Regions from separate parts of the Mus musculus genome. Here region 1 is linked to region 2. Evidence: chromatin loops called from intact Hi-C (ENCODE). Cell type or tissue: left cerebral cortex. All regions are shown on one strand.

Region 1 (4,000 bases), 330 kb before region 2:
AGTTCTTTCTTCTCTTCCTGTTTTGGCTCACTAGCAGCACCAAATGCCTGCAAGCTTCTCCTCCCTAAGTAGCCTTTGGAAACTATCTTCTTCTTTCAGAATCCATAGCTGCCTTTCTCCCTTAGGCTGGGCCAGAGCCCAGGCCCAAAGCTCCTCAACTGTCCTCTCCACATTTTTTAATGACCTGTATGGCCGTCTACCTTTCCTACGGTGCTGGGAGCTCTAGGCAAAGCTGAGCCTATCTTGGTTCTTTGAACCCAGTGCTCATCCTGGCGCCCAGTTCTGCCAGACTCAGCTGGACCCGGTTTCCGAAGGAATCAGAATCCTGGAGGGCTCAACTGTTTCCCTGAAATCTTAGGTGTGTTAAGTGGAGCCTCGTCCAACTAGGACCTGGGTGAGAGAATTGAGACCGGATTGCGACCTCGCCCCCCCCCCCCCATCTCTCAGCAGCTTCACGGGGGTGGTCAGCCAGAGTCAGGGAACCCGGAGGCGGCGGGAGCCCCGCTCTGCTTCCGCGGCTGGGAGCGAGCTTTCCTCCCGGGCTCGCTCTAGAAGGCTTCGTACAGGTCGCTGTCTGAGAGCGCCGGCCGCTTGGAAGGCTCCTCACGTCCAGGCGCCGCGGTCACGGCTGCGCCGGTTTCCGGCCATGAATTGGGCTTCAGAGTCTGAGCCTCCTGCCCGACTCCGGGCTCAGTGCACCGCCCCGGGGGCGGGGGATGGACGCCCGCCGAAATCTACCCGGACAGCCAGGGTTCGAGCCCGCCGCCCGCCCGCTAAGCATCCCGATGCCTCCTGGCTCGGTGCCCCGGTCTGTAGTCTCTTTGCAGGCTGCATGAGTCGGGGGTCGGGTTCCGAGACCCCCTGATCCGTTCTGGTCAGGGACAGGACTGCAAAATCTCGGCTGAAGTCCCCCAGCGCCAGCGAGTTCCGAGTTCCCCCTCCCCGAGGGTAGTCGATGGCTGTGCCTACTCCGTTTCTCCAGCGAACCCAGAGGCCGGGCCCACACGGCCAAGCCTAGGCTCGCCGCAGACAGACCAAGTCCCCACCGTGGTGCCGTCCTCGTAGCATCCCCCGGCCGGGAGCGCGGAGCACCGGGCGCCCCCTCCGAGCGGGCGAGCGGCGCGCGGCTAGGCTAAGGCTCCGCAGTCACGTGGTGGAGAGGAGGGCGGAGGGGAGGGAGGCGGGCGGGAGGGGAGGGGGAGCGCCGCCGAGGGGGAGGGGGAGGGGAGGGGGCGTCCTCCGCAGTTCGCTCCTCGCCTGGGCTCAGACACATAGCCAGCCCGGAGCCGCCGCGCGGGCCGGGCCGCCGCCGCCTCTGCCTCTGCCGCCCCCAGAGCCGCTCGAGCCGCTGGAAGCGCCGCCGCCACAGCCGCGGGCCGCCCCCGCCGCGCCGGCCTGGGCTCGGGCTGCGAGCGCCGCCGCAACCGCAACCAGAGCCGGCGCGGGAGCCCGAGAGCGCTGGGCTGGGCTGGGCTGGGTTGGGGCGGGCGCAGGGCGCAGGGGCGGGAGCGCGGGGGAAGACGCACGGGCGGGCTCGGCTCTCCCGGGGAGCGGCCCGGGACTGCACCGGGACCGGCGCCTCCCCGCTCCGCGCTGCCCTCGGCCTCGCCCCGGGCCCGGGCGGATGAGCCGCGCGCCGGGGGGACATGGAAGCGTTGACGCTGTGGCTTCTTCCCTGGATATGCCAGTGCGTTACGGTGCGGGCCGACTCCATCATCCACATCGGTGAGCTGGGAGAGCAGACGGACCGAGGCTGGGCGGGGGCCACCTAATAGAGCCGATGATGCGCGGAGTCCAAACTTAGCGGCTCCCCGGGCCGAGGGGCTCGGCAGTCGGTGTTCCCCCGAAGGCCCGCGCCGCCCCGCGGAGGAGCTGTGCTCTGGCCGCTCGGCGCTCCTGCGGGCACCTCGCTACTCCCCGGGGCTCCTGTCAGTGCGCGGGGCCCCGCGGCCTCTGCCGACACTTAGGGCCGCGGCTGCGGGGAACCTGGGATAGACCCTTGTCGAGATGCGTGCCCCTGGCGGGGCTGTCCGCGGGCTGGACCCCTCGTCACAGCTTGAACATTGGGGCCAGGGTCGGATAGGGCTCGGGGCTAGCTAAGTTGGCAGGGCAAGATCAAAGAGGCCAAAGCGGAACCATGTGTGTCTGTGGATGGGTGCTGTCAGCGTGCCAGTGTGTATGCACCTGGCACGGGGTTGGTGTCACTGTGAGAGGGCGTTGGGGTGTGTGGGGCCATCTGAGCTTCTCAGTGCGACTGTCGCGTTCTGTCAGCCTGTTAGAGTGGACACAGTGCTTGCCCGTTTCTCGGTGTGTGTCTGTGTAGCTCTCGGTGTGTGTGTGTGTGTGTGTGTGTGTGTATCTGGTTGTGGCAACTGCAGCCCAATCCTGGACAGTCCTAGAGTTTCTGCCTGATATAAGTCTTGGGGCCAGCGTACAGTGTGGATGGTAGGGGTGAACGGAAGGAGCATGGATAGTGGGGTGGGGGGCGCTGGATGGAGAGGAAGAAGAGGAAAAGCAGAGGAAGGGGAGACCGGAGGAGGGGTAGTGATCAGGAGTTTGGAGCAGAATGGCTGGGATCTCGAGAAGTTGGGCCCGGTTGGGGGACTAACAGCGGTCGCTTATGGGGGAGCCCCTCTGCAGTCGCCTTTCCGGAAGTTGGGAAAGACCAGCTAACACGGATAAACTGGGGGTTGGGAGGTGTGAGGAAACGTGGCTGATGTTACCCGCGGAGCAGAAGGTGGAGGGGATGACAGGGACAGAGTCTCTACTCCAAGGGCTGCGGCCTCCCCTCTGGTGCCGGTGCCGGGCCAAGATCCAAACGTGCTTCCCGCCCAGGAGCCAGAGTGGGTCTCGCGGTCAGCATTGCGGCTCCAGTATAGTGAGGAATTCGGGAGCCGAGTCCTTTTCCTACCCAGCTCTCGGCTCCAGGGCAATTAGAAGGCCAAGCAATAGGACCTTGGCAATGACCCTCGGCGCCTGGTAAAGGGGCTGTGGGGGGTCAGTGAGGACCCCAGAGCAGCAGTCCAACTGATCTCCGCTATAGGGGCAGGGTCAGGGAAGCTGTGTGCCTAGTGAAAGCGTCAGGTCTGCCAGAGCTCCGGATGAGCTGTTCCTGCTTCTAGAAGGGCCATTCAAGAGTGGTTTCTTCTGGGACTCTCCAGTCTTGCTAGATCAGAATGTCTAGGGGTTTAGGATATAGCCCCACCCCTTTCATACATACAGGAAGAGGAAGTGAGAAACGAAGAGCAGAGGCACCAGGCCTGGTAGCATCTTGACCATACAAGATTCTGGTTATCAATGCCTTCTGCTTAAAGAAAAAAAAGTCTTTGGTGCAGGAGAGCCGGCCGGCCGTGGACCACCTTTTCACTTCTGCATTTGCCAGGGAATGCAAAGGAAAAAAAAAAAGTCATCACTCCATTCTGGAATTGGGATAGGGGAACCTTATCATTTTGGAGAATTTACTCTGGTTCCTGGGATGGGATTTATGGGACCACATCAGGTGCATCTGAGCAGGAGGCTACCTCAGTCTCTTACTGTATGGGTCATGGCTGGGACATGAGGTGCTTTGCTTAAGAAGCACATGTGACCTGATGGTAGCATGTGGGCTATGAATGTGTAACTTATGTCAACCGTGCACGTGTATGATGTGGCGAGGGGAACACACCCCGTTTGGGTTATGATGGGAGATGTTTAAACTACCCAATCAACAATCAGCACAGAGTCTTGAGGCTAGTGCCTCATGCCTGAAATCTCTCTACTTGTGAAGGCTGAGGCATAAAGAATCACCATGAATTGAAAGCATCTAGGGGCACAGAAGGAGAACCTGTCTCAACAAAGCATTATAAACCAAACCAAACCAAAGTCTAGCTCAGTCCTCCCACCACGTGGTACCCAGTGGTCTGACCCTAGGGCTAAATGAACATGGGAAGGGTTCCTCTCCAGGCTTGGTCTTGACCCCTCTTCTTCCTCAGGTGCCATCTTCGAGGAGAACGCAGCCAAG
Region 2 (4,000 bases):
GTTTCATCATAACGATAGTATTCTAACTAAGACAATATTCCAACTGGAATCAGACAATTGTGATTTTTAAATCACTGCTTAGATTCAAGGAGGTAACAAGGTAGCATTCTTATTTTTTTATTTAGCTCTTTGGAGACCATTGATTTTTCAGCTTTTGGCCCCCTTCTCTGATAATGTTTATTATCTACATTTCAAAAACTGGCCCACCATTTTCTCTACTGTGGTGTTTCATGTATAGAATTTTGGTTATTAACTGGTCCACAGTTAGGTTGAGGTAGGGAAATTCCAGAAACAGTCTTTTCTTATTTACAATTCTATATACTGTTCTTTTAGGTGACCACGATCAACCACTGCAAAAATACTAAATGGAAAATTTTGGAAATAAATAATATTAAAAATTATACTTGACTCTGAGTAAGCATGATGAAACCTCACGGTCCTGTTCCGTCCTGCCTAGAATGTGGATTACTCCTGGGTTTAAACTATCCATGTTGTATAGGCCACCTGCCCATTAGTCCCTTGACAGCCGTTGTGGGTCACTGATATCACAAGGATTGTGTTCATGAAACACTCGCTTTACTTAATGGCCCCAAAGCACCGATGTGGTGATGCAGGTGACTGTGTCTCTGTAGATCATTCTGCCTGTTTTCCATTATGGTTAATTTCTCACTATGCAACTTGTAAATTAAACTATCAGATCTCTATAAGAATAGGAACAAACAGTGTATGCAGAACTTCACTAGTGTCTATGGATTTGCAACGTCCTCTTCAACTATCGGAGCAGACTGTTGTGATGAGTCCATGCTCCCGTTTCTCTAAAATTCGTTTAGGGGGGTGGAGACGCATTTGCCATGCGAAGTTCACAAAGGGATTCTGGGAAGCTGAACTCTTATACAACTTTTTCTTCTTTTTTTAATATTTTTTATTAGGTATTTTCCTCATTTACATTTCCAATGCTATCCCAAAAGTCCCCCATATCCCCCCTCCCCTACCCACCCACTCCCACTTTTTGGCCCTGGCGTTCCCCTGTACTGGGGCATATAAAGTTTGCAAGTCCAATGGGCCTCTTTTTCCAGTGATGGCCGACTAGGCCATCTTTTGATACATATGCAGCTCCGGGGTACTGGTTAGTTCATAATGTTGTTCCACCTATAGGGTTGCAGTTCCCTTTAGCTCCTTGGGTACTTCCTCTAGCTCCTCCATTGGGAGCCCTGTGATCCATCCAATAGCTGACTGTGAGCATCCACTTCTGTGTTTGCCAGGCCCCGGCATAGTCTCACAAGAGACAGCTATATCTGGGTCCTTTCAGCAAAATCTTGCTAGTGTATGCAATGGTGTCAACGTTTGGAAGCTGATTATGGGATGGATCCCTAGATATGGCAGTCTCTAGATGGTCCATCCTTTCGTCACAGCTCCAAACTTTGTCTCTGTAACTCCTTCCATGGGTGTTTTGTTCCCAATTCTAAGGAGGGGCAAAGTGTTCACATTTTGGTCTTCGTTCTTCTTGAGTTTCATGCATTTAGCAAATTGTATCTTATATTTTGGGTATCCTAAGTTTCTGGGCTAATATCCACTTATCAGTGAGTACATATTGTGTGAGTTCCTTTGTGATTGGGTTACCTCACTCAGGATGATGCCCTCCAGGTCCATCCATTTGCCTAGGAATTTCATAAATTCATTCTTTTTAATAGCTGAGTAGTACTCCATTGTGTAAATGTACCACATTTTCTGTATCCATTCCTCTGTTGAGGGGCATCTGGGTTCTTCTTATACAACTTTTAATTTTGCTTCAGCGATATTTACTTCCCCTTCAGTAGTTATGCTGCCTCTTTTATCACTGCTGTTTCATTTGTCCAGTAAACTCCCCATTTCCCGTCTTCAGGTGCATGGGCTGCCTTTATCTCGGGCAATTGGTTCCAGCAGACAGACTGATTAGAAGACATTTCCTTCCCAAGCTCTGTAGCTCGATATTCTGTTACCTTTTTATCATCAGGGCTATAGAATTCTCTCTTTGCTCAGCCTGAATGCATGCATAAATAAAAAGGCTACAGCAAAGTCCCTGTCCTCTGCCACTGGAATCCCAGCTCATCTCTTTTGGATGCTGTCATAGAAATTCCATTTATGTATTGGTCTGAGAATTTCAGAAGTGCCTTGCTGTTTTTTTAAAAAAGTTATTCTACAATGAATCTTTAATCCATGTGTAAGTATGAGACGAGCCTCACTATGCCCATGGAAAGATTCTTGTCTTTAAAGAAAAAAATCTCCGTGATTTCTCATTTATCTTTTGAACCTCAGAATTGGATTAATCGTGATCCCTGATTTGTAGCATGCTCATTGTTGTGTTATGTGGCCAGAGTTCATCTCACAGCATTCCAAATACTATATGGTGTGACAGTGGGATGCTGCTGCAAGTGGTGATGGGAATTGGGCACCATGCCAAGATGTTGCTATTCTGAACTGTGTGGCTCTGAGCCTTCCTATACTTGCATCTTGCTAACATGTGGGAGAATTTCTAAGAGCGGCATTCTGACTGTTCATGGGAAACAGCAGACCATCTTCCTAATTAATTACACCAGTGTGTCCTCTTACCTGCTAAGTGTGGAATATGCTCTGGATGCACATATTCTACAGCATATGGAGCCTTCTTGTTTGTGTTCACAGAATGCGTGTAAAATGGTATTTTTTTTTCTGGATTTTATTTTTGTTTTGTTATTTTCTTTCAGACAGGGCTTGCTCTGTAGCTTAGGCTGGTCTTGAACTCATTATGTAGCCAGTGTTAGCTTTGTAGTCCTGATCCTTCTCCTTCTATGCCCTGAGTGTTAGAAGTAGAGGTATGCACCATCACGTTTAGATCCTTAGTAAATTTACTGTCCATGATGTTTCCTTTGCTCAGTTTCTATTACAGGAAGTGAAGGTACTTTCTTATCAGTTAGTAGAAGTTCTTTATATGTTATGGATATGAACTTATAGCCAGTACTTGAGAGTTTTGACTCTTGATTTTGATATGGCCAAATCTATTAGCCACTTATTTTATATAGATGTTTAATTTGTTTTTGAAATCCTTTCTACCGTTATCTCAGCTTTTCCTTTTTAATTAAATGAGATTAATAGCAGCCACATGTAAATGTGATGGTGTGGTAATTGGTGACTTATTTGTGTCTCCTTTTCTTTAAATAAGAGATAGTAGGAGCTGAGTAGTCAGTCCACTAACTCTCTCCATCAGCAACATCACTGCCAGAAAGGGCTGTGGGCTAGTGGGTTTGTCAGAGCTTTCCAGAAAGCTGCACCAATAAGAAGGTGGGGGAGCAGGAGGAGGAGGAGGAGGAGGAGGAGGAGGAGGAGGAGGAGGAGGAGGAGGAGGAGCTGGGTGAGAGGAGAGAAGTTTTAAAAGAATTTGACACAGTGACAGCATCTATGATCTGCACAGTGGTATTGCCAAAGGGCTCTCTGGTTCCTTGGCTAACATCTCTGGACTTTAAAATCCTCTCCTGTCAGGTGAGTCTAAGTGGGGTGTTGCTATAACACATTTCCCTGTCTTCAAGTGTTTGGGCATCTTTTTGGATGCCTCTTGCCATTAAGTTGCAAAACTTTCTAGGTAGAGAGCTCTCCTCATGAAGATGCTTGTAGACAGCAGCGTCCTTCCTGGGCTTGCACCTGTGTAGCTGGGATATGGTTAGGCTCACTTGGGGCTCCACAGAGCAGCTGGCCCATGTTCTGCTAGCTGCTGGTGCTATCGGATTTCCAGGAAGCTTCTAGAACACCCAAAAAGTCTGGAGCAGCTCGACTTCCCTGATTAGTGACTGAAGTAATATTCTAAATGGGGCACAAATGCCAGAGAATTAAAAATACTTCTTGTTTTTGAATAAGAAGCTGCCATGTTCCCAGGACAGCAGGGCTATATCTGGAGGAGCAGCTGCCAGCTGCCTCATGGGCTCCCCTAGCCAGCTGATGTGCCAAGGGCTCCCCATTCTTCAGCTCCACCCCACCCCCCAAAAAAGGT

What was found. A loop is a pair of places that touch in the nucleus more often than their neighbours do. Peaks named below come from ENCODE experiments on the same cell type or tissue, not always from the same donor. Only the 100,000 strongest peaks of a DNase experiment are listed, where the experiment ranks them.
Region 1: it touches region 2 in a loop (9-fold over the local background); 9 of 42 quality-filtered maps call a loop at or near these places.

The regions. Positions count from the first base shown.
Region 1 is chr14:34,818,582-34,822,581 of GRCm38, forward strand. It overlaps Grid1 (glutamate receptor, ionotropic, delta 1), which reads left to right and starts at 1,555. Exons shown (of 16, transcript NM_008166.2): 1 at 1,555-1,725; 2 at 3,972-4,000. The coding sequence starts at 1,647. In left cerebral cortex, a CTCF peak has its summit at 1,866; DNase peaks (open chromatin) are centred at 18, 709, 995, 1,147 and 8 more places; H3K4me3 peaks cover 3,609 bases; H3K27ac peaks cover 2,056 bases.
Region 2 is chr14:35,150,215-35,154,214 of GRCm38, forward strand. All of the region lies in intron 4 of Grid1 (glutamate receptor, ionotropic, delta 1), which reads left to right. Among named protein-coding and RNA genes, the nearest start is that of Gm41133, 18 kb to the left of the region's middle. In left cerebral cortex, no CTCF peak of the experiment used is centred here; DNase peaks (open chromatin) are centred at 2,446 and 3,860.